2 separate regions of the Homo sapiens genome follow, and region 2 is linked to region 1. Evidence: chromatin loops called from intact Hi-C (ENCODE). Cell type or tissue: thyroid gland. All regions are shown on one strand. Each heading gives the region's core, and the rest is flanking DNA. Links, peaks and the distances in the headings are about the cores only.

The links. Hi-C counts contacts between places; a loop is a spot of excess contacts. Peaks named below come from ENCODE experiments on the same cell type or tissue, not always from the same donor. Only the 100,000 strongest peaks of a DNase experiment are listed, where the experiment ranks them.
Region 2: it touches region 1 in a loop (2.1-fold over the local background); 23 of 110 quality-filtered maps call a loop at or near these places.

Annotation. Positions count from the first base shown.
Region 1 is chr14:75,506,742-75,522,410 of GRCh38, forward strand. It overlaps LOC105370572 (a long non-coding RNA gene), which reads left to right and starts at 9,105. Exons shown (of 3, transcript XR_944037.3): 1 at 9,105-9,244; 2 at 9,802-9,912; 3 at 10,650-13,033. RefSeq lists enhancers at 7,881-8,446, 10,532-10,601. In thyroid gland, for the core only: a CTCF peak has its summit at 8,743 (motif pointing left); a DNase peak (open chromatin) is centred at 7,800; H3K27ac peaks cover 1,094 bases.
Region 2 is chr14:75,552,114-75,567,782 of GRCh38, forward strand. LOC107984653 (a long non-coding RNA gene) reads left to right here and starts at 6,058. Exons shown (of 2, transcript XR_001750830.1): 1 at 6,058-6,093; 2 at 7,515-7,805. RefSeq lists enhancers at 7,699-7,858, 10,164-10,243. In thyroid gland, for the core only: a CTCF peak has its summit at 9,043 (motif pointing left); DNase peaks (open chromatin) are centred at 7,978 and 9,018.

The DNA of each region.
Region 1 (15,669 bases), core at 7,251-9,750:
ATAAAGAAGTAATTTTATGATAATATTAGCACAAGTGAAGAGGAGGAAAATGGAGTTATAAAGAAGTAAAGTTTTGTAATTATTAAAATTAATAATCTACAAACTTAAAATTAAAGTTTGTATTCACCTGAACTATATTATTCTAAGCTGTTAATTGTAATCCCCAGGGCAACCATTAAAAAAAAACAACTCAAAAAATGTGATAAAAGAAATGGCAAGTTAGTTAAAATAGTACACTAGAAAATATCCATGAGACACAAAAGCAGGCAGTAATGGAGGAATAGAGGCACAAAAAAGACATAAGACATGTAGAAAACAACTGGCAAAATGGCTGATATAAATCTTACCCTATCAGTAATTACATTAAATATAAATAGGTTAAATACTCCAATCAAAAAACAGAGACTGGCAGAATGGATAAAAAAAAATCCAACCAAATGCTGTTTATAAGAAACATATTTTAGATTCAAAGACATAAATAGGTTGTATGTAAAAGGATGGAAAAAAACATAAACGATGAATACAGTATTTAAAAGAAAGCTGAAGTAGCTATGTTAATATCAGACAAAAATCAACAAATGTTACTACAGCAAAGAAGGACACTTGACAATAATAAAAGGGTCAATCCATTAAGAAAACTTAACAATTATGAATATATATATGCAGCTAACAATATAGTCCTTAAAATAAATGAAGCAAAAACTCACAGAATTAAAGAGAGAAATAGACGATACAAGAATAATAGTTGAGGCCGGGTGCAGTGGCTCATGCCTGTAATCCTAGCACTTTGGAAAGCTGAAGTGGAAAGCTCCTGAGGTCAGGAGCTCGAGATCAGCCTGGCCAACATGGCAAAACCCCATGCCTACTAAAAATATAAAAAACTAGCCGGGCCTGGTGGCAGGCGCCTGTAATCGCAGCTACTCAGGAGGCTGAGGCAAGAGAATCCCTTGAACCTGGGGGACAGAAGTTGCAGTGAGCTGAGATCGCACCACTTCACTCCAGCCTGGGTGAAAGAGTGAAACTCTGTCTCAAAATAATAATAATAATAATAATAGTTGAAGACTCTAATACCCCACTTTCATTAATAGATGGAATGACAGAAGATCAACAAGGAAATAAAAAACTTGAACCTAAATCAGACATTAATAGAATATTCCACTCAACAACAGCAAAACACACATTCTTCTCAAGTGCATCATGAAATATTTTCCAGAAGAGACCATATGATAGTCTCAATAAAGTTATAAGGGCTGAAATCATACAAAGTATGTTCTCCAATCACAGTGGAATAAAATTAGAAATCAATAGGAGAAAATATGTGGGAAATTCAAAAGGATAGGGATATTTTAAAACCACTCCTAAAGAACCAATAGGTCAAAGAAAAAAATCACAATGGAAATTAGAAAATACTTTGAAATTAATGAAAACAAAACACAACATACCAAAACTTATGGGGTGAAGCTAAAGAATGGCTCAGAGGGAAATTAATCACTGCATACAAATATGTTAGAAAAGAAGAAAAATCTCAAATCAATAACCTGATCTTCCACCTTAAGAAACTAGAAAAAGATCAAACTAACCCAAGGGAAGCAGAAAGAATGGAACAATAAAGATAAGAGCAGAAGAAAGTGAAATAGAGAATATAAATGTAATAGAAAAAAATGAAATAAAAAGTTGGTCTTTGAAAAAATTAACAAGTATGAAAAACCTTTAGCTAGTCTGATGAGAGGGAGAAATAAGACTTGAATTACTAAAATAAAAAATAAGAGAAGGAAAATTACTGTTGACCTTACAAAAATAAAAGGAATTGTAAGTGAATACTATGAAAAGTTGTATGCAAATAAAGTGGATAATCTAGATAAGATAGACAAATTCCTAGAAAGACACAGCTACCAAAACTTAATCAAGAAGAAATAGAAAAATCTGAATAGACTGAAAATAAATAAAGAGACTGAATTAGTAATCAAAAAATTGTCAAAAGGGAAAACCTGGAACCAAATAGCTTCACTAGTGAAGTTTATCAAATGTTTAAAGAAGAATTAACACCACTCCTTCTCAAACTCTTTCACAAAGTAGAAGTGGAGGGAACACTTTTCAATGTGTTCTATGCAGCCAGTATTACTCTGATACCAAAGCTAGAAAATAACACAAGAGTACTAAAGGCCAATGTCTCTTATGCATATAGATGCAAAATTCTGGACAAATTACTAGTAAATTGAATCCAACAACATATAAAAAGGAACATACATCATGATCAAGTGGGACTTAGCTCAGAAAATAAGATCGATTCAACATATAAAAATCAATGTAAATATTGGTATTTACATATCAATTTACATATTGATATTTACATATCAATATTACTATATTAATACAATAAAGGACAAAAATGACAGAATTATTTCAATATACACAGGAAGGCATTTGACAAAATCTAACTGCTTTTTATTAAAAACCACTTGAAAAACTATGAGTAGAAGGGAACTTTCTTAACAAAGAACATCTATGAAAAACCCACAACTAGCATTGTGCTTATTAGTGAAAGACTGATCAAAATCTTTCCCAGTAAGACCAAGAACAAGACAAGGATATCCTCTCATACACCACTTCTATTTAACATTGTGCTAGAAGTCCCAGCCAGGATAATTAGGCAAGAAAAAGAGAGAAAAGGCATCCATGTTGGAAAGAAAAAAGTAAAACTATCCCTATTTACAGATGAGATAATCTTGTATATAGAAAACCCTAAGAAATCCATCCCCCCTAAAAAATATATTTTTACATATTATTAGATTCAATATATATCTATTAGAGCTAATAACAAGTTCAACTAGGTTGAAAGATATAAGAGCAATACACAAAAACTACTTATTTCTGTATACGGGCTATGAATAATACAAAAATGAAATTGAGAAAACAATTCTATTTATAATCAAAACAATTTATATCAAAAAGAATAAAATACTTAGGATGAAATTTAACCAAAGAAGTGCAACCCTTATACATCAGAAATTGCAAAACAAAGAAGACTAAAAAATAGTGGGAAGATATCCCTTGTTCATGGATTGGAAGACTTAATATTGTTAAGAAGGCAATGTTTCCTGAATTGCTCTACAGAGTTGATGCAATCTGTATCATTTTCCAGCTGTCTTTTTGGCAGAAATTGGCAAGCTGATCTTATACAATTCATATAGAAATTCAAAGGTTCTGAGTAGCCTAAACAATTTTGAAAAAGAAGAACAAAGTCAAAGGACTCATACTTCCCAATTTTAAAACTTACTACAAGACAGTGTGGAACCAGCAGAGGTAGAGACACATATATCAATGGGAGAGATTTCAGAGCCCAAAAATAAACCTTCACATTTATGATCCATTGATTTTTGACAAGGGTGACAAAATTACTAATGAGGAAAGAATAATCTTTTCAATAAATGGTGCTGGGACAACTGGATATCTACATGCAAAAGAATGAATTTGGACCTCTACCTCACACCATACAAAAATTAACTCAAAATAGATCAAAGACTTAAATGTAAAGCATAAAACTACAAAACTCTTAGAAGAAAGTCGATGTAAATCTTTGTAACCTTGGGTTAAGCAATGGCTCCTTAGATATGACACCAAAAGCATAAGCAACTAAAGAATAAAAATAGATAACTTGGGCTTCATCAAAATTTAAAATGCTTTACAAATGATATTATCAAGAAAGTGGAAGACAACCACAGAAAATATTTGCAAATCATATACCTAACAAAGATCTAGTATCAAGAATATATAAACAACTCTTACAACTCAACATTTTAAAAAATCCATTTTTAAAATGTGCAAAGGATTTGAATAGACATTTCTCTATATATACTTGAATATATATTATAGGCAATAAGGATATGGAAAGAGTTTCAACATCATTAGTCATTAGGCAAATGCAAATCAAAACCACACTGAGATACAACTTCACAACCACTAGGTGATTATAATAAAAAAGATGAATAACAAGCATTAGTGAGAATGTGGAGAAACTGAAACCCTCAGATATTGCTGGTAGGAATGTAAAACAGGGCAACTGCTGTGGAAAACAGTCTGGTAGTTCCTCAACAGTTAAACATAGAGTGACGTATGATGTAAAAGAATTGAAAACATATATCCACATAAAAACTTGTACACAAACTTTGTAGTAGCCTCATTTGTAAGAGTCAAAATATGGAAACAAACCAGATGTTCATCAACTGGTGACTGGACACAGTGTAGTATATCTATACAATGGAATATTATTGGGCCATTGAAAGGAATGGAGTACTGATACATGCTACAACACGATGAGCCTTAAAAGCATCATGTTAAATAAAAGAAGCCAGTCACAAAAGGCCACATATTACATTATTCTATTTATGTAAAATAGCCAGAATGGGCAAATTCAGAGACAGAAAGTATATTACTGCTTTCCAAGAGCTGAGGGGGAGAGGAATGGGGAATAATTGCTAACAGGAACAGAGGGGTTTTTTTAGGGTGATAAAAATATTCTAAAATTAGATAGTGGTAATGGTTTCACAACTCTGTGAAACTCTGTACACTGAATTGTGTACTTTAAAAAGTTAAATTTCATGGTTTGTGAATTGTATCTCAATTTTAAAATACACTAAAGAAGTATGAACAAGTAGAGTGCATTCCAGGAATGCAAGGTTGGTTTAACATTCAAAAATCAGTTACTATAATTCATCATAATAATAGAATAAAGGAGAAAAACTATAAAATTATATCAATAGACTCAGAAAAGGCCTTTGTTATTTTGTTAAATGACAAAATTCAGCACATATTCAGGATAAAGGGTCCCAACACATTAGAAATAAAAGGGAATTTCCTTAACCTGACAAAAGAGCATCTACAAAAAAAACCTATAGCTTACATTATATTTAGTGGTAAGAGACTGAATGCTTATCTCTTAATATCAGGAACAAGGCAAGGATGTGTATTCTCAAAACCTTTATTCAACATTAAACTCTACAAAAAGGCAAATGTGTCTGGGTGCAGTAGCTTATACCTGTAATCCCAGCACTTTGGGAGGCCAAGGTGGGAGGGTCACTTGAGGCCAGGAGTTCAAGACCAGCCTGGGCAACACAGAGAGACTACATATTTACAAAACATTATTTTAAAAATTAGCTGGGCCTAGAGGCAGGCACCTGTAGTCCTAGCTACTCTGGAGGCTGAAGTAAGAGGATCGCTTGAGCCTGGGAGCTTGAGGCTGCAGTGAGCTATGATTCCACCACTGTGCTCCAGTGCCTGGGGAACACAGTGAGAACCTGTCACACACACACCAAAAAAAAGAGGCAGATAGGTTGGAAAGGAAAAAGTAAAACAGTCTTTATTCACAAACAACATAATCATCTAAGAAAATCCTAAGGAATCTACACAAAAGCAACTCAAACTAACAAATAAATATTGCAAGGTTGTAAGAAGTCCCTTCTAGGTATACACCCCCAAAAAGTGAAAGCATATGTCCCCCAAAAGACTTGACATGAATATTCAGTCACTTTATTCAGAACAATCAAAACCTGGAAACAATGCCATTGTCCAGCAACAGGTGAACAGATAACAAATTGCCCCTGGAGGAGGCATCTTTGTTTGGGCCTTGTAGCTATAGAACCTTTACCCTGTGGAGCAGGAGAGGGTGGAGATGCAGGTGTGGGAAAGGTAGGAGACACTAACCCTGGCCTGGAGATGTCCAGCTGAAGAACAGAGAATGCTTGGTTGGGAGGTAGAGACTTGAGTTGCTCAGCAAAGTAGGAATAAAGGTAACAGGGCTGTGAGATTTGGGAGCAGTAACAGAGAAAGCCTCAGAAGGGAAGGGGTAGACAGGCACAGAAGGCATGAGAAGGGTGACTTTCGAGGGAAACTGTAGAAAGAGGATTTTTTGATTTTTTTTTTTTTTTTTGAGACAGAGTTTTGCTCTTGCTGTCCAGGCTGGAGTACAATGGTGCAGTCTCAGCTCACTGAAACTTCAGCCTCCCAGGTTCAAGTGATTCCCCTGCCTCAGCCTTCCTAGTAGCTGGAATTACAGGCACCCGCCACCATGCCCGGCTAATTTTTGTATTTTTAGTAGAGACGGGGTTTCACCATGTTGACCAGGCTGGGCTTGAACTCCTGACCTCAGGTGATCCACCCACCTCAGCCTCCCCAAGTGCTGGGATTACAGGCATGAGCCACGGTGCCTGTCTAGAAAAAGGATTTTTATAGAAAGTTGGTATGTGATGTTATTCCCTTTTTCCCTTTTCTTTTTTTTTTTTTTTTTTTGAGACAGGGTCTCTCTTGTTGCCCAGACAAGAGAGAGTGCAGCAGCATGATAACAGCTCACTGCAGCCTTGATGTCCCAGGTTCAAGCAATCCCCCCACCTCAGCCTCCAGAGTAACTGGGACTACAGGTGTGCACCACCACATCCAGCTATTTTTTAAATTGTTTTTAGAGGTGGTCTTGAACTCCTAAGCTCAAGTGATCCTCCTGACTCAGCCTCACAAAGTGCTGGGATCATAGGTGTGCACCACCCCATCCGGTCTTACTCTCTTTTTTTCAATATTTCTATTGGATGAGACTCTACTTGGATAATCCCAGTTTTATATGGGTTACATAAAACAAATATTACGGCAGTAATAGCTAATAGGCACTGTATGCTTACTAGGCACTAATCATTGCACTAAGCAATTTAAATACATTCAGTGGTATGAGGTGGCACCATTATATAGATGAGGAAACTGAGGCACAGAGTTTTAAGTGATTGTCCAAGATCACAGAGTTATGAAGCGACAGAGCCAGAACATTGGATTTCATATTGAAACCCAAAGCTAAGAGGCCGTTTTCGTGTTCCTGCTTTCCTCCTTGACCATGTCTCTCTCTGTATGCTGTCAGGGTTGAGTGAGTGAGGGAAGGATGCTGAAAAGTCATTTGGTTCAGGCCTCACATTTTCAAAGCACTTAACTCCAGTGAGGCCGTATATCCAGCCTGAGATATTTAGCCGGGCCTGAGAGATGAGGAGATTTACCCAGCTTTTGAGTTACTTTCCATTTATTGATGCTACCACCTCCAGAGACCCAGGAATTAAATACTCATATAAATTCCATCATTTTCTGGTTGTAGTATAAGTACATTACTTTTAAAACATACCATATTTTTTGTTAACCTTATTTTGATATATCTTCATTTTTAATCTGATGGGAAACTGAAAAATGGAGTGGCCTCTCTCTCAACCTTTGAGAGGCCTCACTCCCTTTCCTACTGTCTGAAAGGTGCAGGAAGAGGAGGCCCTGCAGGAAGCAGCTCTGATGCCCACTCCGGCTGCTGCCAGTGGCTGGCTGGATGTGCTATCAGCATGGCCATACCCACAGGTTGAAGTAGGTCAACAACCTGGGGACCCAGAAGCTGCGTGGTGCAAAGTGCATCTATCCGGAAATTTCCTGAGCTTCAAGGGGGTTTATAAGGCAGCCACCAGGCCCAGACTGACCAAGAGAACAGGAGCTTTGGATGCATGTTCTTTAACCCAGTGGCTCTCACCTGGGGCGATTTAGCTTCTCCTCCCCGTAGAACATCTGGCAATTCTAGAGACATTTTTTTATTTTCACAACTTGGGGTTCTACCAGCAACTAGTGGGTGGAGACCAGAGAAGCTGCTAAACATCTTACAATGCACAGGATGGCCCACCGCCACAAAGAATTATCCGCCCCAAATGTCAAGAGTGCCACAGTTGAGGAAATGTGTTCTAACCCTCTGGGGCTGGCCTTATGAAGCGCAGCCACACCCCTCCTAAGAGGCTTCCTCCAAGGCTGCAAAGCCTGAGAGGGCTGGACTGTAGGCCACTCCGCCGCGGGATTTCCCCTTCATCACCTGGCCACCCACTCTGGCCCCCTTACTGGAGGGCTCCGCCCTCAGGTAAATGTTTTCCCTACTTGTTTGGGAAACTTTGAGAAAAATCCCCTTTAGCCATCTTCTGAGCAGTGAAGATGTACCATGTGTGCTTTTTCCACCAAAAAAACATTAAAGCGGCTAGGGGATTTTTATTATTTTAGCTCAAATAACTAAATAGTGGCAGCCAACTCCTTTAAAGGCGACTGTCAGCCCTCAAAGGGGCGCTCAGATGGAACTCAGAAAAAATTAAAAAAAGAGTGAGTTTAGTATCAGTGGATCAGGGGAGTGGGGATAACCTGGGAATTCTGGTCTGGTGGGGCAGGCGACACAGACCGAAGGCCTCCGCCCACCCCCAGCCTCAAGCCCCCTCTGCGTGGGGCCCCTGGGGGCCTGGGGACATTTGCATGTACTCTCAGGAGATTCTCCTTTCTTCTCCCTGGGTTTCATCTTTAATAACTAGATGATGGGCTGTTGGGGAATGCAGGGCCAGCGCTCTAGGAAAGTGAAACTGCCTTGCAGAGGGAAAGCAACCCACTGTGGCCCCGAAAGACCCAGACCGCCAGCGGCCCCGGGCAGCCGCCGAGGGCACCGGCTCACACTTCCTGCATTTCACAAGCTCTTGCTTGGCATGCATTGATGACTTGAACTGGGGGGTTAACCCAAAAAGATCAAGTGCGAGCTCAAGGCGGATGATGAGAACAGATTCGGGGCTGGTTAACCTCAGAGAGCGGGAGTCCGTTGGTGCTAATGAGGCCAAGGGAGCCCGGCTCCTTTCTGCCCCCAGGCAGGTGAGAAAGAAAGAACGGAGACGAAAGAGGGCCCGCTGTGTCTACTCCTCTTGGCCCAGAAGCCCAGCTGGACCCTGAGGCCACAAACTGCCCCCTACTGGAGAAATCGCTGCAGGATTTCTCCTCCATCAAATCGCTGTGTCAGAGCCAGTTGGGGGCTTTTAAAAGACGCCCACGCTCAGGCCCGCACCAGGCCACCTACACTGGAATATCTGAGGCTAAGTCCCAAGCTAGAATTTCCCATCTTCTTTCTGGCCTTGGGAGATTTTGCATCTCCTTCCAGGGAAGGAAGCCTGACTTCTGAAATGATTCTCACGAAGGAGAAGTGCTCCGTTCTGCAGTGAGCCTGGCCAGGGGGGCCACACCACAGACTCCCAGGAGGCTTCTGCTCTGCGTGGTTCTTCTGCTCTCGTTTCCTTAACGATTGGGCCAGAGCATCTCTGCTCTTGTAAAATAGCAGGCAATTAGATCTCGAAGTCTTTGAAGTGGGCAGATTCACCAGGCGTTGGACTGAAGTTTCTATTTGTCCTGGCACTGAGAATAGCAAAGGAACAGGGGGACTGAACTGGTAAGGATATAGCAGGTTTGTTGCACTTTTAAAAAATATGTTTTCAATTACCTTAAGAACCCATTTATGTGCAGTATATCCTGCTGCTGATTTTGAACAAGGATGATCCAATAGGCACTGGTATTAAAACGCTGAAATAGAGGTTGACAAGTAGCTGCTTCCCTAAATCCTTGGAGTTTCCTTCCTCCCTCCTTCCCCTCCTTTGGCACCAACCCCCTTCCCACCTCCCCAAGATCCAGCAACTAAAAGGTTATTTGCTTGGCACGGCAGGGAGTAGGGGCTGTGCTGAATGGTGGGAACCCACGCTACATGGGTTGTCAGCTGTGTCACCCCTAATTAGACATCATTTCAATCTACTCATGAAAGCAGCTTGCTGCAGGACTCTGTGCTGGCCATATTTAATTAGAGCAGTATAAGGTTTTTTTTTTTTAAGTTAAAAACTCATATTGTATTGCCCATGTACCAGAGACTATTCTAAGAACTTTACAAACATTAACTCATTTGATCCTTATAACGACCCTATGATATTGGTGGTGTGATATCCTCCCGTTTTCTAGGTATGGAAAGAGGCATAGAGAGGTGAAGTCTCTTGCTGATATCTTCTAGACCGGGCTGGCTGCAGGGTCTGTTGCTCTCAACCAGAGGAAATAGAACCATGAAAGAACAAGGTAGGGTTTTCCTCCTTCTGCCAAACTGAGATTCACAAAGTGGACTCTAGCATTCTTCCTCTCTGCCATTCCCTCCCACCAAATTTACACCTGGGGAAACAGTGGCCCAGAGAGGGAAGGAGACCTTCCTACAATCTCAGAGTCAATTGGGGGCAAAGCTAGGACCAGAATGCTGCCTCTCAACTCCCCCTCGACCTCATATCATATTGCTTACATCCAGCTAAATGTCTCCTCAGAAATCAGTTGGGGAATATGGTGATTTTAAGTCCATAAATTCTTTATTTAATACTCCTCCCTCTAAGAGGTAGAGACTCATTTGCCTCCCCTCAAGTGTGGGCTGGACTCAGTGCTCCATTCTACTTTTTTCTTTTAGGTCAGCCTGTTGCCCAGGCTGGAGTGCAGTGGCTCAGTCTCAAATCACTGCAACCTCCGCCTCCTGGGCTTAAGTGATTCTTCCACCTCAGCTCTGCCCAGCTAATTTTTTGTAGAGACAAGGTCTCACCATGTTGCCCAGGCTGGTCTCAAACTCCTGGACTCAAGCAATCCTCCTGCCTCGGCCTCCCACAGTGCTAGAATTACAGGCATGAGCCATGCCACCCGGCCCCAAGAGTAGAACAAAGATGGAGGACTAGGTCATAAAAGACACTGCAACTCCTCTCTCTCTCTCTCTCTCTCTCTCTCTCTCTCTCTGTCTCTCTCTCTTTCTTTATTTCTCTCTCTTGTTGTTCACTCTCCAGGGAGCCAGTTGCCATGTCATGGGGAGGACACTCAGGCAGCCCCGTGGGGAGACTCATGTGAGGAGGAACTGAGATGTCTTGCCAACATCCATATGAGGGAGCCATCTTGTAAATGAATCTTCCAGTCCCAATCAAGTCTTCAGATGACCAGAGCCTCAGCTGATAACTTGGCTGCAGCCTCATGAGAGATCCTGAGCCAGAACCACTCAGCCAAGGTGTTCCTAGATTCCTGCCTCTCAAAAACTGTGTGAGATAATAGATGCTTATTGTTTAAAGTTGTTTAGGGTAACTCATTGTGTAGCAATAGATAGCTGAAACAGGAGGCTCTACATTTACTCTTTTTTTTTTTTTTTCTTGGAGACAGAGTCTTGCTGTGTCACCCAGGCTGGAGTGCAGTGGGGCAATCTCCGCTCATTGCAATCTGCGCCTCCCTGGTTCAAGCAATTCTCATGCCTCAGCTTCCCGGGTAGCTGGGACTACAGGAGTGCGCCACCATGTCCAGCTAATTATTTTGTATATTTAGTAGAGACAGGGTTTCACCATGTTGGCCAGGCTGGTCTCAAACTCCTGACCTCAAGTGATCTGCCTGCCTTGGCCTCCCAAAGTGCTGGGATTACAGGCATGAGCCACTGCACCCAGCCTACCTTTATTCTTAAAATGCCATAAATGCACAGAGTGTTTTGAGGAGTCTTTTATCCCAAAGTATTCCAACTATATTTCTTTTAAAAATTTAGGGCAATTAAGGCATTTTAATGCATGTGACCCTCCCCGCCCCACATTCCCCCACCCTTCATTATTTCAAACTGGAGTGGTCTTTTGAATTTTTTCCTGAACGTGTTTCCAGAAAGTTTATACCAAGTAAAACAGCTATATCCAAGTTCCTAGTAATTATTACAGCAATTACAAGGGTTCCAAGCCTAATAAAGTAATCTAAGGGCAGGAGGTTTGGAGGTATGGTTATTTCTTGGCATTCTTCTAATGACAGCCTGGAGCTGAGTAGCATCTTGGCAGTTGTCTACTGTTTGAATACGTTAGACTGCTCCCAACTCTGTCACTTGCTAACTGTGTGACCTTGGGCAAATGATCGAACTCTCTGTGCCTTAATTGCATATAAATTTTAGAATCTAATTATGATACCTGCTCTGTGGAATCCTGGGGAAGATTAAAATGAGATGTGGTAGAGCATGGTGCTTATAAGCATTGAACCAAATTGCCTGAGTTTGAGTCCTAGCTCCAGTGACTTTTCTAGCTGTATGATCTTGGGAATGTTACCTAATCTCCTTGTGCCTCAATATTCCACATACATAAAATGGGGTGAGGTGGGGAAACGGTGCTTACCTCCTGTGACTGTCATGAGAATTAAATGGAGCCAATTCATATACTATTCCCGGTACACAGTAAGTAGCATATGGCAAGGATGCTAGGTATAGTTGTGCAGGTTGTTCACTGTTCAAGGGCTCCAACCTGAGAGGTCAAGTGAGGGCTTGCCAGGCCATACGCTTTGGTATGAGGTTGCCTACCTAGAGGTGGCGCTGTTTTCTAGTTTGTACCAGGCCCTATATCAGCCAGCTGTCAGCATAAGGGTTTGTAGTATCCAGCAACCACTACCTTAATACTATCTTTAGGCTTTAGGCTGATGTTCACTGAGCGCATGCCAGTTTTATTATAACTGTTACTTGGTAGCTTCCTGGAGTTCTCCAGGATAACATCAGTGGGATGTGTATATCCCAAACCTTGCCATTACCATTCAGATACAATGCTGAAAATCAAATAAAAAATATTAGCAAGGTAAAAAGTTTAAAATCCTGCAGGACAATATTATATATTGCTTAGGCATACATACAGGTTTGGTTCAAGTATAGAAAAATGCATAAGAATGATAAACCCCACATCTGGATAATGGGTTACCTGGGGTGGGGAGGAAGCGGAATTAGAAAGGGATGAAGGAAGCTTCGGCTCTATTCATAATTTATTTCTTCAGCTTAATGGTGGCTACATAAGTGTTTATTATTTTTTAATCTTAAATATTTAAAAATAATGTATAATTAATACTATTAAATAAGACCCGTCTTTTTATGTAAAAACTAATTTTGCATTTCTCTCATTAGTCTCTGTTAAATATTAAATCAGTACATTGATTGGGAATGACAGAATCAAGCAATCATTCATTCAACAAGTGTTTACTTGTTGAATGATAGGATGTTCAAAGAGCTAAGAACTTCATCCATACGCTGTAATACTTAGAACGCTTGTAACATTTATAATAACCTGTTTGGTTATTTGACTATGTTTTCTTTTTTCTGTGAGAGCAGAGTCTCTGTCTTATTCATATTTAAGAATTCTGCTCTGTAATAGGTGATAAATAAATGTTAATTTAAACCGAATGAAACATAAATATGACTATTATTGTCCTGAAAGGGCTTTCAATACACTAGGATAATGCAGGTCATAAGTGCCATAAATGAAGAGCAAAGTGAATTCACTTATGCATTCATTCGTTTGAAAACCATTTACTCGGCATCTGTTAGGTACTGAGCATATGACTATAAACAAGAGAAACACAGACTTTGGTTTTTACAGGGCCCACTTCTCACCACTTTCATCACTGTCTAACTGGCCTATGCTGCCAGCATCTTTTGTTTGGATGGTTGCAGTAATCCAATACTGAAATCCTGACTCATCTCCCTGCTTCCACTTTGCTCCCCTATCGTAAAATCTCAACTGTGTCCAGAGAGATCCTCTAAAAACCTAAGTCAGATCATGTCACTCCTCTGCTCTGACACCTCCAATGGCTTCTCATCTGTAGGAGATTGTAGAAATTGCCACAATTAGTTAAATTTTTCCTATCGAGAAGTGAAGTCTGTTTCTCAACTCATTGAGTCTGAACTGGCCTTGTGACTCTCCTCGGCCAATAGAATGTGGCAGGTTCTGAGTTCTGTGCTAGCTCTGAGCCTGGGTTCCATGGGGCTTCGAATGCTTCTGCTCCTACTCTTGGAATCCTGCCACTATCAAATAAACATGCTCCGACCAGCCTGTTGGTGGATGAGAGACCATGTGGAGGAGAAATGCCCAAGGCAAAGCCAGGCCAGACCAGTCAATTATCAGCCAACCTACCAGCTGTCTGAGGACACATGACCGAGCCTAGCCGAGATCAGCCTAGCCCAGCCTATCCCCAAAGAACCTTTCAGATGACCCACAGACTCATGAGCCAAATAAATGGCTTGAGTCATCGAAGTTTCTGGTAGTTTTTTGGGCAGCGAACACTGATAGACTATCTCATTTAGACAAAAAGTCAAGCTTCTTTTTACTAACTGTATCCTCAGTACTTAGTGCCTGGCACATGGTAGATGCACCATGAACGTTTGTTGAATATATTAATAAAGGTGTAAATGGTTTTAACATTCTATTGAGGGAAACAGGAAAAAGATAAATCAGTAAACGAATAAAATAAGTATAAAATTGGGTAACTGCTATGGGAGAAATGAATAGTAGCTGAGGTAGAGGATAAGAATGAAGGTGGAAGGGGAAACCCTCCATGGGCTCACTGTGTCTTTCAGAATGAAAGCTAAAATCCTGATGTTGGCCTCTAAGGCCCTCCCTGACCGGGCCATTACCTCACTGACCTCATCGCCTGCCACTTTTGCTGCCTCTGATATCCAACTACCTGGCCCCCCTGCTCTTTTTCCAATACTCAAGCACACTTCCACCTCAGGTCCTGGAATGTCCTTCCCTGAGACACTCACCATTCACTCCCTCTCTTTCTTCGAATCTCTGCTCAGGTATCCCCTCTTTGGGCAAGGCCCTTCTGACCACCCAGAATTCCCTAACCTCCAACCCTGCTTTATTTTCCTCCATAGGAAAGGAATTTTGTCTTACTTAATTTAACCTTAGGGCAATATTGTCTTAGTCTAGAAATTCAGCTCATGGATACAAAAATCCTCTAGGAGCCGTAACTTCCTGTCAATCCTAAAATTTAATAAGGCAAATGTTTGGCTTCGAGCCATACTGGGAATAAGGTAAGGCCTTTTGAAAAAGCCACGATGCCCAGGTGAGGGTTGAATTGATCACTGAGAACCCTACAAATGCGCTCATGGCAAGGCTGGGAATACCCTACACTTACCCTCTCGGTCATTTACTTCAGAGTCTGCGGGGCATTCTAATCCGCGTTGTCATTTGCTTTGTGCCACATTCCTAAGAGGTAGGCAGGGCAGGTTTTATCATCCTCTGTTTACAGATGAAGATAATGAAGGTCACATAGCTCAAGTGAGCTACCCAGGGCCACAGACATACAAAGTGGTAGAACCAGAATTTAAATCTTGGTTGGTCTGACTCCAAGTGTAGTATTTGTTTCACTTTTTCTTTCTTTCTTTCTTTCTTTTTTTTTTTTAACTGTTTCTGCATTCTGGGTTCTGACCAGGTGACCTTGAATCATAAAGATTCAGGGCCTGTCTTGAGCTGCTCAATATGGAAGGCATCTTTTCTCTAAAGAGTGTGAGCTCCCTGCCAAGCAGCACAGGCGCTTAATAGGCTTTCAGAGCAGCAATTCTAGAACCTCCCTTGTGGCTTTCTGATCTCCCACAGCCCTTGTGTTTGATGGTCAGGAAAGGAGAATACCCTTGGATCGTCTTATCTCCAGACCACCCCGAGGCTGGCTGGACTTAAGGGGTGAGGAAAGACAAGATGGGTGAGCAGCTGCTTTCGGCTGAAAACCAGAAAGAAATCCCAGTGTTTTTGCTTTATTTTGGTTTAAAAATCAAGTCGTATGACAATGGAAACATTTTCCTGGTTGTCCTCTCCTCTCTGCCCATGTTGACAGAAGACGGACTTGCTAATTCTGGCTGGGGTTTTTCCCTGCCTGGGCTGTTTTTCTCTTTTATCTTCATCAATTGAAGAGGGCTGCTGTGTCTTTCAAACTGTCGGAAGGTATCTGTATTTTTTTTTCTTTCACATAATTCTGTAGGTCTTTTCCCAGATATGTATTTTTCTCTCTAACTTCTAACTCGCTGAAGTTTCCGCCCAT
Region 2 (15,669 bases), core at 7,815-10,314, 46 kb after region 1:
TTACAAGCATGCGCCACCACGCCCAGATAATTTTTTTTTTTTTTTTTTTTTTTTTTTTTTGTGGAGATGGTGTTTCACCATATTGGTTAGGCTGGTCTTGAAAAATCTTGTTTTTTAACCACCTGATATGTGATTTAATTTAATCACTTATAGGAAGATAAAATAAAAACCTGATCCTGGTTTGAACAATCTACTGGTAGGTAGAGATGAAGAGCCCCCTTTTAGAGGACTTCAATAGGAAAATTTGCACAAATACCTTTGCTACCCAGGAGGTTTCTTTGGCTTCCTCTGGAAGATTCCTGTAGACAGATTGCTGAGTTTGTCATTACACCTAGAAACCAAGGCTAGGAGGGGTAGCTGAGACTGATAATTGCCCTCCCAAAGCTATTCTTCCATTTTTCCTTACTACGGAACTCTTGTTTTGTCTAAGATGGCAATATGCCTAGAGAAAAGATTACATATCCCAGATTCCTTTGATGTTTGGGATGGCCATATGGCACAGTTCTGGCCAAAGAGATATGCAAGAATTTGCTAGGTAAGACTTTTATGGGAAAGCTCTTCAAAAGGTGGGGCTGTCTCAGTTGGCACATGCCTTTCTCCTCCTTTCTGTCTGGAAGGCAGATATGGTGTTAGAGGTGAAGCAACCGTGTACACAAAGGAGGAAGAGATTCTGCGTCCCTGGTAATACTGCAGAAGTGTGAAGATGATAGAAGCTCCAGCTGGCCCACTTCTAGACGGCTTCTAAGTGAAAGTGGAAAAGAGTTTATTTGGTTACATCACCTTGAGTTGGGTTTTCTAAGTGCAGCTTAACTCAATTCTGTCTAATGCAGGAGCCAATGGAACAACCAAATAAGGAATTTAAACAATTCCCCTAGCTCAGTGGTTCCTAACTGGGGGTGATCCTCCCCATTCCCCAAGATATTTGACAATGTCTGGAGATATTTTTAGTTGTTACAGCTTGGGAGAGAGGTACTAGTAACATCTAGTGGGAAGAGGCCAGAAATGTTGTTGCTAAGCATGCTGCAATGCACAGGGCACACCCCACAAACAATAATCCAGCTCAAAACATCAGTAGTACAGAGGTGGAGCACCCCTGCAGCTGGCCCTACTGCTTCTAGGGCACCAGCCCATCAGGCCACCAACCTACCCTGACACGCTTGTCCATCCCTTTCTCAGAAACAAACCCTGTGTATTGACCAGGCTGAAAAAGCCACGTCCTTCACCGTATCTGGCACTTTCCTCTCTCTAAGCCTTTGCTCATGCATCATTTCCTCTGCCTAGAATCTCCCTCTCATCTTCTCAGGTGGGGACCATGACTCTTCATTTTTTTTTTTTTTTTTTTTTTGAGATGGAGTCTTGCTCTTGTCACCCAGGCTGGAGTGCCGTGACGCAATCTTGGCTCTCGGCTCACTGCAACCTACACTTCACAGGTTCAAGTAATTCTCCTGCCTCAGTCTCCTGAGTAGTTGGGACTACAGGTGTCTGCCACCACACCCAGCTTTGCTTTGTGTTGGGAACATTCAAAATCCTCTCTTCTAGCTATTTGAAAACATACAATAAGTTATTGTTAACTGTAGTCACCCATCAGTGCTAAGACACTAGGACTTATTCCTCTCATTTAGCTGTAATTTGGTATTCTTTAACCATCCTCTCATTATGTCGTCCTCATCTCTGCCCTGCCTTTCCAGCCTCTAGTAACCACTATTCCACACTTTACTTCTATGAGTTCAACTTCTTTAGCTTCTGCATGTGAGTGAGAACATGTGGTGTTTATCTTTCTGTGTCTGGCTTATTTCACTTAACATAATGTCCTCCAGGCTCATCTATGTTGCTGCAAATGACAGGATTTCATTCTTTTTTATGGCTAAATAATATCGCATTGTGTATATGTACCACATTTTATCTGTTCATCTGTTGGTGGATGCTTGGGTTGATTCCATATAGTACTTTGCATTGTTGCTTTTTAATGTGCATAGAAGATAAGGAATACAGGAGTAAAAGAGTTTGGAGGCAAAAACTCAAACTGTGTTTTTCCTCTGCTCTCACACCACTCTGCAATCAACACAGATGACTTCTGTGACCAAATGTGGGGAGTTTTCCCCATACACCGAGCAAGCAATCAGTTCTGCAGCAGACACCAGCTGAGTATCCTCCAATTCAGTTCTGACCCTGTCTGCCTGGAGATAGCATCAGCTCCTACAGGTTGAGAGCTCAATCCCACAAGACTCCAACCAACTTCAGATGCCAGTCGCAAGTCCAGGCATCCAGAACTTCTGGCCACTGGCTTCAAGTTAGGTTCCCACGACCCTCTCTTTGGATTGGACAAATGTGCTAGAATGGCTCAAAGAACTCAGGGAAACACTTACATTTACTGGCTTATTATAAAGGATATTGCAAGGGATACGGATGAGATGCATAGGGTGAGGTACGGGGGAGGGGTGCAGAGCTTCCATTCCCTCCTTGGGTGTGTCATCCTCCAGGAATCTTCTTGTGTTCAGCTATTCAGAAACTCCCCAAACCATGTCCTCTTGAGCTTTTTATGGAGACTTCATTGGAGAGCCATGATTGACAATCATGTAGAAATGCAGCTGGACAAAAAGGGTCCAATTACATGATCTAGTATGAGTCACATGATCTAATACTAACAGGCTAAGCAGAGAAACCCAGCAAGACCTGTCTGTGCAGATTCTTTTTGGCCTCTCTGTGTAGCATTCCTTCCTTCAGGGTATGCAGCAGGACTGCTTCTGAAGTGAGGGTCTTATGACCACAATCAGAAAAGGGGAGGAAGATTAGGGTCCTGCTTTGCACTAGGGAAAGAAGGGTAGAGAAAAGTCAGAGATAAATTTTGTTTTTTAAGGCCTGCCTCTGAGGACTGAAGTGCCCAACATTATTAAAAAAAAAAAAAAAGACTGTAACAAGGTGTTATATCACAGAGATAAATAAGACCTCTGTGTTATCCAAACCCAAGATTGGCTGTACTCTTCTTTTGCTTAAAAAACATATATATTTAAATTAATAAAGCTTGGCAAATATAGAGTATAGACACTGAAGTTTGGAGGCCTACAAGCATTCATGAAATTTCATCTTTTCATTTTCTCAATAAAGCATCTCTCTCAATCCATTTGTGTTGCTATAAGAAAATACCTGAGATTGGGCAATTTATACATAAAAAAGATTTATTTGGCTCTATGGTTCTGCTGTCTGGAAAAAATCGGGCACCCGGTGAGGGCCTCAGGGTGCTTCCACTTGTGGTGGAGGTGAAGGGGAGCATGTGTGTGCAGAGATCACACAGTGAGAGAGGAAGCAAGAAAGAGCAAGATGGAAGGGGCTGGGCTCTTTTTAACAATCAACTCTTGTGGGAACTAATAGAGTGAGAACTCACTCAACCCCCACCCCAGGGAGAACATTAATCTATTCATGAGGGGTCTACCCCATGATCAAAACTCCTCCCATTAGCATCCCACCTCTGAGTTTGGGATCAAATTTCAACATGAGGTTTGGTGGGGTAAACATCCAAGCTATAGCAGCATCCATGTGTGGAAAGTTAAGAGCATCTTTTTTTTTTTTTTTTTTTGAGACATGGTCTTGTTCTGTCACCCAAGCTAAAGTGCATGGCTCACTGCAGCCTCAAACTCCTGGGCTCAAGCAATCCTACCACCTCAACCTCCTGAATAGCTGGGACTACCAGTGAGTGCCACCATGCCTGGCTAATTTTGTGTGTGTGTGTGTGTGTGTGTGTGTGTGTGTTTTCAATAGAGATAGGGTTTCACCATGTTGCTCAGTCTTGTCTTGAACTCCTGGACTCAAGTGATCCACCTGCCTTGGCCTCCCAAAGTGCTGGGATTGCAGGTGTGAGTCACTGCACCCAGCCAAAAGCATCTTATCTTCTTTCTCTATCTTGTGGCATGTGAAGATACTGATACTAAACTTTGCCAATCATCTTTCAACTTGCAGCCATACACATAGGTACCCATTCCTAGGGATCAGCTCTTCATATCTGGGCCATGGGAGCTGTGAAATTAGATTGCGAGTCACATTAGCACCACGTCAATCCTCTCCACCCCAACCACCATTAGCACATCTTCTCTAAGTGAAGTCAGCATTATTCACATAAAATGTTATCCATTGACTACTGGTGCACAGTGTGATTGGGGTTTATGAGTTACTCGGGGTGATTATATGATGAAGACTCAATTCTTAGTGGGGGCGCTGGAGACCTTGCACCCTCTGTCCCCCAGCTCACTTCATATCACCCTCTTTTCCTCTGCACTGGCATCTGTCCCTTCCCCAAATCTCTGCGTGCTCCCTCCAGCCCAAGAGCCTTGCTCATTCTGCTCAGCCCTAACTGAAATGCTCTTACCCTTCTAGCTCATTCATTCCTACCTTTTGTCAAATACCAGCTTGGGGAAATTTTGCTTGATTCCCAGGCTAGATCAGAACTGCAATTTCAAATAGTTTCATAGCACCTCATGCCCTTCCTTTATACCCATTAACACAGACTGAAAATTTACATTTATCTATGTGGTTATTTGGTTAACATTTGTCTCTGTGACTGGACCATCCATTCTATAATGTCAGGGATTGCCAATGTTTTGCTCACCATTGTATTCTCAGCTCCTTGCACAGTAGCAAAGAGCCTACCACAGAGTAGAAATTCAATAAATATTCATTGGCTGAATGAATAAATGGATGGATGGATGGAACACAGTGCCTGCCTTCTAGGAATGTAAAATCCAAGCCAATTATTATTCTGACGATGGAATACAAATGACAAAATAAATATTCAGTTAACATATAAAAAGTAAGAATCAATCAGATATTTTAAGAGCAGGAATCAAGGGAAGGCATGTATTCTTGTGAAGATGGTAGAGATTAGGGATAGAGTCCCAGGTGGGGCTGGAAGAGGCGAGGGCAGGGAACTGTGTCTCCTCAGTCACAGTGTTATCTAGCTTTTAGTCTGTGTCTAGCTGTCACCTATTAGACAGAGGGAAAGACCAGGATCAAAGTAAAAGCAAGTTGGAATCCTGCACAAGGCCCTGTAGAAATAGATTAGCCCCAGTCCACCCTCATCGCCTATTTTCTATTACTCCAAATCCTGCTTCCATGGTAATGGAAGCTGGTTGGCCTGCCTTGCTGGTGGTTCATGCCTCTACACCCTACAAACACGAACACAACCTACGTACTGCTGTAATTGAATACCACAGACTCAGTAATTTACAAAGAAATGAAATTTATTTCTCACAACTCTGGAGGCTGGCCAGTCCAAGAGCATGGCACCAGTATCTGGCCAGGGTCATCCCATGGCAGAAGGGTGGAAGGCAGAAGTGAGCACATGAGACAGAGAGGGGAGCAGACCAAACTCCACCTTTTTATCAGGAACCCACTCCTGCAACAACCAACTCATTCCTGTGATAATGGCGTTAATCTATTCATGAGAGTGGAGCCCTCATGAGCTAATCACCTCTTAAAGGTCCTGCCTCTCAACACTGTTTCAATGGCAATTAAATTTCAGTATGAGTTTTGGAGGGCACATTCAAACCGAAGTGGCTCCAACCCCACATTTTCACTTGGGATTGCCCTAGTGGGGACTCTCTGAGGTGACCGTTCCCCTGAAGCAGATTTCTACTTGAGCTTCCAGGTGATCCATGACATCCTTTGAAATCTAAGCAGAGGAAGCCATGCTTCTATAGCCCTTGCATTTTGCATCCTTGCAGACTTAACACCAAATGTTTGCCATCAAGGTTTACCACCTATTCTTTCTGGAGCACCCAGGCTGCTTGAGCCACAGCTGGGAGGGCTGAGAGGCACTGTGCTGAAATTCAGGGAGCAGAGAGAGAGAGTTTCACTTTGTCACCCAGCCTGGAGTGCAGTGGCATGATTATAACTCACTGCAGCCTCGAACTCCTGGGCTCAAGGGATCCTCCTTCCTCAGCCTTCCAAGTAACTGGGACTACACATGCCACCACACCCAGCTAATTAAATTTTTTTTTTTTTTTTTAGAGATGAAGTTTCACTACATTGCCCAGGCTAGTGTTGAACTCCTAACCTCAAGTGATCCTCCTGCCTCAGCCTCCTGAGTTGCTGGGATTACAGGTGTGAATCACCATGCCCAGCTTGGGTAATTTGTAGGGAAAAAAAATTATTTCTCATAGTTCTGGAGGCTGGGAAATCCAAGAGCATGGCGCCAGCATCTGGCAAGTGTTATCCCATGGCAGAAGGGTGGAAGGTGGAAGCAAGCACATGAGACAGAAAGGGAAGTGAGCCAAACTCGTCTTTTTTATTGGGAACCCACTCCAAAGATAAACCCGCTTCTGTGACAATGACATTAATCGAGGGACCCATTAATCCATGAGGGCTCTGTCCTCATGACCGAATCACTTCTTAAAGGCCCCGCTTCTCAACTCTGTTACAATGGCAATTAAATTTCAACACGAGTTTTGGAGGAGACATTTAAACCACAGCAATCATTGAGAGAAGATGACAGAGACCAGATATCTACTTACATCGTGCCCAAAACCCCCAGTGGTGACTCATGGTGGACAGTTAAATGGCTGTCCAGATAGGCCATTCACTAACCCATGAGTGAGGGCAGAGACTATCTGTGTCTTGTTTACTGCTATATTCCTAGTGCCCAGCAGAGCAGATATGTGATATTTATAGGTTTGATAAATGAATTAATTAATCATAAATATAAATAATTCATTCATTCATATATTCTCAAGCCTTGTCTACTTCAGGTTGAGAATTTTGAGTTTGGACTGTGACTAAATTACCTATGGCTCCCTCAAAGGTTTGTGTCTCATTGTTTATCCCCAGGGGGTGGGGGAACAAGTCCATAAGAGCCCTAAATGCCCAGGAAGCAGGACTGACTGGGATGATCTGGTGGCCTCAGGAAGGTCACTGCACTACTATAATGGGGATCTAGTTCTGTCTGGGTCTAAAACCTGGGGCTGAAGGCAAGATGTCACGGAATTGTGACCTAGAGCTGAGATGCACCTGATTACAGTGACCCCCACACACTTTTTTTTTTGCTACCCAGAATCCATTTCTTCTCCTTCTCCTTCTTCTCCTCCTCCTCCTCTTCGTCCTCCTCCTCCTCCCCTTTCTCCTCCTCCTCCTCCTCCCCTTTCTCCTCCTCCTCCTCCCCTTTCTCCTCCTCCTCCTCCTCTTTCTCCTTCTTCGAGATGGAGTCTCACTCTGTCACCCAGGCTAGAGTGCAGTGGAGTAATCTCGGCTCACTGCAACCTCCAACTCCCGGGTTCAAGTGATTCTTCTGCCTCAGCCTCCTGAGTGGCTGGGATTACAGGTGCATGCCATCACGCCTGGTTAATTTTTATATCTTTAATAGAGATGGGGTTTCACCATGTTGGCCAGGCTGGTCTTGAACTCCTGACCTCAAGTGATCCACCCGCCTAGGCCTCTCAAAATGCTGGTATTATAAGCGTGAGCCACTGCGCCCCGGCTCTATTACTCCTTCTTCTGACAAAGCATCTGCATTTCCTTTCTATGTGTAGAGCTGTCAATCAAGGTGTCTTCTCTGCCTTATCTGGCCAAGATACAACCAAACACCCAGACTGGGCCAATCAGACTACTGGGAATCTCGCTTTGGAGCAGAGCAAAGAAAAGACCCAGAAGATGTTTGGAGCCCCTCTACTCTAACTGTGAAGCCCTGGCCAGAGAGAGAATTCCTGTGGTGGAGAATTGTCCTGGCTTCTGCCTTGTTCTGGGCCTTGTTCTCTGGGCTTCTTTTGAATTCTGTGAGCCACATACATCCTTCCAATACATTCATTTACTGCTGATGTCAACCAGAGTAAGCTTCTATTGTGAAACCAAAAAAATGGTGACTCATTGTACCTGGGTTTCCCAGAGAGGGGGCGAGGGGGCAGGGCACTGCATCCTAATTCTCAGGGGCTAACAGGAGTAGACTGCTTTCTGAGAGGGTTTGAGGGTGTTCTGTGCTCCACCAGAAACTGGGCATGCAGCCAGAACCACACCAGCCTCTGGATTGCCCAACCTGGATACTACCCATTACTGCTTCTGGAAGGAACCCCAGGCTCTAATTTGAAAACCATCACTGGGAGTTGCAACTCAGCCTCCAGGCTTCACTCCCCATCCTCTTCAGTCCATTCTATGAGGAGCTCAGCCCATCAGCTAAAAGGCAATATTCAAAATCCAGGCCAGGCACTGGCAGTCAGAATGGGGTCGGAGCTGGAGCAGGGTGAAGGCATGCGTCTGCGTTGTTGCATGGAGGGGCACTAGGGTAGGGGCTATCAGTCAGCCAGATGTACATATTTTAATATTTCAACAGCCAGTTCAACTGCACCGGTGCGCACCATCTCGCTATCAGCTTAGCACCTACAGGACTGTGGGGGTCTTGGAGGGAGGGACTCTCCAGTGTGTTCTTGTAATTCTCCTCGCCTCTCCCTCTTCTTCCCCACCTGTCTCTGCCTCGCCAGAGGTTTGCACAGAGCAGATGATTAACATATTTGTAAATAAAAATCCCAAGATAGAAGAAAGAAAATGAAGAGGAAGAGAATGGGTGCAAGGAGGGGAAGGAAGATTAAAAAGTTGGGTCTGTTCTAAAAAAAAAATCACACCATGGACCATTCCTCCTGCCGCCTCACTCCCCCACCCCAAAGTGTTCATCTACATATGCTCATTTAAAATAAGCATTAGGGGCACCCTTGAAAGAAAAGAAAAGTGCAAAATAAAGGTGATGTATGAAAGAGTGAGGGGTCATCTTGCTAGGGGCAGGGATGATACTGGCTGCCATTTATGATCTCATTTTCTGTTCACTCTATTATTTTAGGAAAGATTATTATCCCCATTTTACAGATAAAGAAAGACTCCGAAGAGGCTAAATGGTTTGCCCAAGGTCACACAGTTAAACGTGGAGATGGGACTCAACCTCTCTTTGGCTGCTTGCAAAGTTGGAGCTATATATAGCAAGCGCAAGCGCACCTGGGGAACTCCCCACATTCCAGGATTACAGCCAGGACCATTGGGACAGCGGTCCCGGGTTGGTGCTGCCACCTAGTGACAGAGAACTGCAGAGATCAACTTTCCTCCCTCTCCTCCGTTCCCCCTCCCTCCTGCATCCTCCTTTCCCAGCTTGAGAGAGTCCTGAACCATGGCAGCCAACCATCACTTGTTTGGGCAGAAGCTTGAATACAGAGAATTGACCTCTAGATGCAAGCTGGCGCCTCATTCAGCTTCCTCACTCTATCCTAGGGCATAGCTCTGAAGAGATGTTTGGGTGAGTGACCAGGAATGCAAATCTGCACAGATTTGGGCATCAACCTGGTTTCCAAACACAAGCTCTGCAGATATTTTACTGTGAAACTCCGGGTAGCCGTGAACAGGATGTTGGCTACATCCTGTTTTAGGGTGATAACTACGTTGTACCTGCACAGTCCCAATCATTGAATACCTGCTAGCTCCCCGGTAACATGTTAATAGCAGCCTCTCATTTCCTTTTTGCCCTATCTTTTTTCCTTTTATTTTAGATTCAGGGGTACATGTGCAGGCTTGTTACATAGGTAAATTGCATGTCACGGGGGTTTGGTGTATAGATTATTTCATCACCCGGGTAATACACGTAGTACCTAATACCTGATAGGTAGTTTTTCAGTCTTCACCCTCTTCCTGCCCTCCACCCTCGAGTAGGCTCCAGTGTCTGTTTGTCTTATCTTTGTGTCCTTAGCTCCCACTTACAAGTGAGAATATGCAGTATTTGTTTTTCCATTTCTGTGTTAGTTCGCTCAGGGTAATGGTCTCCAGCTCCATCCATGTTGCTGCAAAGGACATGATCTTGTTCCTTTTTATGGCAGCATAGTATTCCATGGTGTATATGTACCACATTTTCTTTATTCAGTCTATAGCTGATGGGAACTTAGATGGGTTCCGTCTCTTTGCTATTGTGAATAGTGTCTAATTTTATGTGAAGCCCAAACACCAACACATGTTGCCCAAGCTCACTGAGCAAGGCCTTCAGCCCTGATCTTCAGACTCCAAGTGCAGTGCCCTTCCTACTCCGCTGCCCTGTGCTGTGCCCCGCTCCCCCACAATTCAACTCACCCTGTGAAACCTTGTTTTTGTCAGCCTAGTCATCCAGACATGATGACTCAAGGGTCGCTGTGGAACAGGCTGTCAGGGGAGGACCTGTGTCAGCACAGTGGCTTTCTTGACCTTTATGGCAGTGGGGAGTTACCTCAGTCTAAAACGTGTGGCTGCCAAGTGACTTCAGTCTCAACTGAAGCACGGACATGATCGATGGGCAGATAAGGAAAGCCATTCCCACTCCCTGAGCTTTCCACACCTCCTTCAGCGTCTTCTCTCTTCTCCTAAGTCCAAGATCACCTGGAACATAGAAGCCACGGGTTAAAATTTTTCATTCAGACCTGGCTCTCAGAATCTTGTTGCAAATGGAGAATAAAGGGTCACCTCTAGAAGGCAAAGTGGTCTCACCAAATATGTGCCTCACCCTGTCCACAATTAATCTAGTAATGTCTCTGTCTAGTCCTGCATAATTTGTGTCAGGAAATCCACTTTAGTTACCCATAGTGATGAAATAAACACAACAGTCAGATCTGCACCTAGCACAGTGTATATAGTCAGGGCAGATACTAGGTGACAAGCTCGAAGTAGATTTTTAAACCTGAAATGTATAGATTATCCATCTAAACCGTGATTTATTTCATCTGGGGGTCATTGGGCTGCTTTGACTATCTGATGAAACTGTGGACTCCCCCGCCTCTCCCTTTATAAAACATGTTTCTTTTTTCTTTCTTTCTTTCTTTTTTTTTTTTTTTCGAGACAGAGTTTCATTCTTGTTGCCCAGGCTGGAGCACAATGGCGTGATCTCAGCCCACTGCGACCTCCACCTCCTAGGTTCAAGTGATTCTCCTGCCTCAGCTTCCCAAGTAGCTGGGATTACAGGCATGCACCACCACGCCTGGCTAATTTAATTTGTATTTTTAGTAGAAACAGGGTCTCCCCATGTTGGTCAGGCTGGTCTCAAACTCTTGACCTCAGGTGATCCACCCCCTTCAGCCTCCCAAAGTGCTGAGATTACAGGTGTGATCCACCATGCCCAGCCAAAACACATGTGTATTAATCAATTTGGATGATATGATTTCAGGGGTTTGCAGGATTCTGAAACCCATTCGTAGACCCTTAGATAAAAACTCTTCATCAGTCAACACAGCAGTCACCCAAGACTCAAGAAACAGAGCTGCTGGTAGCAAGCATGGCCCAGGACATCGGCATTGGATTGGAGTGCAGAAGCTCCCAGGTCGCCACAGTGTGGTGAGCCAGGAGGGCCTCACACTCCCAGGAGAAAGCCTACTCCACGTGAGGCAGAATCTTTGACTCGGGCCGTTTCCATCTGTCCACTCTGACACAATGTGTCATTAATGGTGAGCAGGAAGGAGTGGAGACGAAGGATGCAAAGAGGTTCGGGAACTGGATGAAGATTTATGTTATGTACATTACTTGATAACATTTTTTAAAAGGTTGAAAGCTTAATAGATTTTTTAAATGATGTACTCTAAAGATGTCCTTCTGATTATAGGTGCGGTTGCTCACACCTGTAATCCTAGCACATTGCGAAGCCAAGGTGGTTGGATTGTTTTGAGTTCAGGAATTGGAAACCAGCCTGGGCAACATAGTGAGACTCCGTCTTTACAAGAAGAAAGTTAAAAAAAATTAGCTGTATGTGGTGCATTCTTATAGTCCTAGCTACTCAGGAGGCTAAATTGGGAGGATTTCTTGAGCTCAGGAGTTCAAGGCTGCAGTGAGCTATGATGATACCACTGCACTCCAGCACAGGTGACAGAGCAAGATCCTGCCTCTTTAATAAATGCTTGAAACGCTTCAACAGCAAACAAATAAATAAAAATGTCTGTTTAATAAACGCTTTCATGCTAAAGTAGCCACGTGTCCTCTGAGGGCCGCAAATGCAGGATTAGGCAAACCTGTGTGAGATGACTGGCAGCCAGGGAATATGATCCTCAGGACATATGAACCTTTCTGCCTGCTTTCCCAAAACAAATAACCTCTTTTATACCTTGACTGATGACTGAAATCCTATTCTTAGAACTTTGTTCCTATGATGTAAGGTATTTATCACCCACCAGGTGCCTGCAAGTGCCTTGGTTTGGATTCTAAGTTGAAATGAGCCCTATTCCTTTGCAGCTCTTAGGAATCAGCTTGCCTCCCCTGATGCTTCTCTTGCACCTGCTGTCCATTCCATTTGCTTATTGATTCATTCATTCAACAAAATGTATTGAGCACTGACTTGTGTGAGACACTCTGCTAGGGAGTAACCAAGGGGCGAAGAAGAAAGCAGACCCAGCACCTGCCCTCATGGAGCCTACAGTCTGCCAGGGGAAACAAACACCAAAGAACTAATTATTCTATTTTTATTTTTTAATTTATTGAAACAGAGTATCACTCTGTCACCAGGCTGGAGTGCAGTGGTGCCGTCTTGGCTTACTGCAACCTCCGCCTCTTGGGTTCAAGCAATTCTCCTGCCTCAGCCTCCCGAGCAGCTGGGATTACAGACGTGCACCACCATGCTCAGTTAATTTTTGTATTTTTAGTAAAGATGAGGTTTCACTATGTTAGCCAGGCTGGTCTCGAACTCCTGACCTCAAGTGATCCACCCGCCTCTGCCTCCCAAAGCGCTGGAATTACAGGTGTGAACCACTGCGCCCTAATTATCCTAATTAAATAATGACAATTGTGGTAAGTGCCATGCAAAAGAAGCATCAGGAGCACATACACTCAGAACATGTGACCGATTTCAGGAAGGAAGTGACATTTCAACTGAGCCTTGAAGGAGGAGTAGAGTGAAACAGATGAGGAAGGCAGGGAAGAGCATTCCAGGCAGAAGGAAAAGCATGTGCCCAGGGTGGCCAGCATGAAGCATGGAGATTCTATCTCCTGGCCTGAGGAGCCTAGTGAGGTCCCCAAGTAACTAGAAAGATGGTCCTACCTCTTCCTAACGTCACCACCTCCAAAAGTTCTGGTGCTGTGTCCTACTTCACGGAAGGAATCCCCCATTTTTCACAGCTGGTGACCCACTGCAATCATCTGGCACAGCCCTACCCGCCTACCTGCCAGCACCCCCAGACCTTTCCTCCAGGCTTTGCCAGGAAACCACAGCAGCCTCCTAACTGCCTCTTTGTCTACTCCACATAGCAGCCAGAGAGATTCCTTTATAGCGCAAGTCCGCCACATCACTCCTCTGCTTAAAACTCCTTCAGGGCTTCTGGCCTCACTCAGTGTCCACATCCTAATCAGAGCCCACAAGGCCCTGCAAGATTTGACCCCCACTTACCTGTCTGAGCCCTTCTCCCACCAGCCCCCTGTTCTGTCTCTCTGCTCCAACCACACTGGGATCCCCGCTGTGTCTGGCCACACCAAGCACGTTCCTACCTCAGAGCCTTTGCACATGCTGTTCCCTGTGCCCGGAACACTCTTGCCCCAGATATCCATTTCCTCCCTTCTGCTCAAATGTTTTTTCCCTAACCACCATCTCACTCTTCATTGTGCTACCTCACATGATATTATGACACTTGTTTATCCATAGACTGTCTTCTCCACAGGATTATAAACTTCAAGAGGCTCAGGACCTTGTCAAGATGTTCACCATTATTTCCCCTGTGTTTAGAGCAGCACTTTCACATAGGGCTAACAATATGTTTTTATTAACATTTATGTGTTTATTTTTGAGACAGGGTCTTTGCTCTGTTGCTTAGGCTGGAGTGCAGTGGTGTGATCATGTCTCACTGCAGCCTCAACTTTCCAGGCTCAGGTGATCCTCCCATCTCAGCCTCCCAAGTAGCCAGGACCACAGGCATGCACCACCATGCCTGGCTAATTAACAATATGTTGAGTGAATCAATTAATGAATGGGTGTCACCACCCCCAGCACCACCCCACCCCCATCCTGCCTCCTCCTCATCCCTCACTAACTTTGGCAAAGGGGATGGAAGGAAATGCATGATGTCAAGACCCCATAATTCTTTCTGGTGCCCCCAAACTTTCCCAACACATTGGTCAGGAGCAGGTCTTCCTTCCTTCTTTCCCCTTCCTTCCTTCCTTCCTTCCCTCCTTTCTCTCTCTTTCTCTCTGTCTTTCTTTCTTCCTTTCTTTCTTCTTTCATTCTGCCTATCTTTTTCCTGCAGTAGGGAGCAGGCTTTAAATAGCCATGGAGAGGGTGGGAACATGTCAGCTTCTAAAGGATGTGCGTGTCTGGGACACAGAGGGAAACACCTCCTTGCTTGGTATTGGGGCCCAGGCACAGAGGTGACACTGAGTCCCAGCTTGTGTGCCACCAGGACTGTGAAGAGATGGAAACAGGTTATGTAAGTACTTTTGTGTTTGTTGTGGTTATCTGATTCACAGGCAGAGCTGAGCCATACTAACACATGACATTAGGTGACACACAGCCGTTGCCATCGCGTGAGCCCAGTGACTGTTTTCTGTCTGGGGTTATACCCACTCCTCTAGCTCAGCATCACCACCCACAGGCTACCACCACTGCTTCTGCTGCATCTATAAACTATCTGTACTATTTTTTACTCAGCTTTTAAAATGGACTCATTTTTATGACTTGAATACATGCATTTCAAAAGGATACTAGGAGCTAAGGAAGACCAACAGACAGGTGTGACAAGCAGGACAAACCTGGCCCCCAAGAAATGGCCGCGTGCAGAGGTCGAAGGCAGAGGCCTGAAGGGAGAGGAAGGCAGGAGCCGCCCACTGGGTGAGGGAGTCCCGGTCCCAAGGGGCTGAGCAGAGGGAAGGAGGAAGGGGGAGTAGGTGAGGTCCTAGGACTCTGGGAATCTCATGGGACTTCCAGGCCTGGGGAGACTGGGAGTGGAGAGTGGGGTGAGGGAGCTAATTGTGACGTGTTTTTGGTGCGTGTGGGGTTCAGGTGAGGCGAGGATGTGACTGAGACAGAGGGCACAGCCTCAGGGCAGAACCAGGGGAACCAGAGGAGGTGTGGGGGAACAAAAGTGGGATGCAGTTTAGGGAAGGAGTACTGAGGAGTTGGGTACAGCGAGAGCCACAGCGCAGAAAAGGACCCTAAAGAGTGAAGCACGGCCGGGCGCGGTGGCTCACGCCTGTAATCCCAGCACTTTGGGAGGGCAAGGCGGGAGGATCACGAGGTCAGGAGATCGAGACCATCCTGGCTAACACGGTGAAACCCAGTCCCTACTAAAAAAAATATAAAAAATTAGCCTGGCGTGGTGGCGGGCAACTGTAGTCCCAGCTACTCGGGAGGCTGGGGCAGGAGAATGGTGTGAACCTGGGAGGTGGAGCTTGCAGTGAGCCGAGACTGCGCCACTGCACTCCAGCCTGGGTGACAGAGCAAGACTCCGTCTCAAAAACAAACAAACAAACAAACAAAAACAGTGAAGCACTTTGGAAGGCCGAGGCGGGAAGATCCCTTGAGCCCAGGAGTTCAAGACCAGCCTGAGGAACATAGTGAGATCCCATCTCTACAAAAAATATTATAAAAATTAGCCTGGTGTGGTGACATGCTCCTGTTGTCCCAGCTACTTAGGAGGCTGAGCTGGGAGGATTGCTTGAGCCTGAGAGGGCGAGGCTGCAGTGAGCCTGGATGACTAACTACTAGCCTGGGCTACAGAGCAAGAT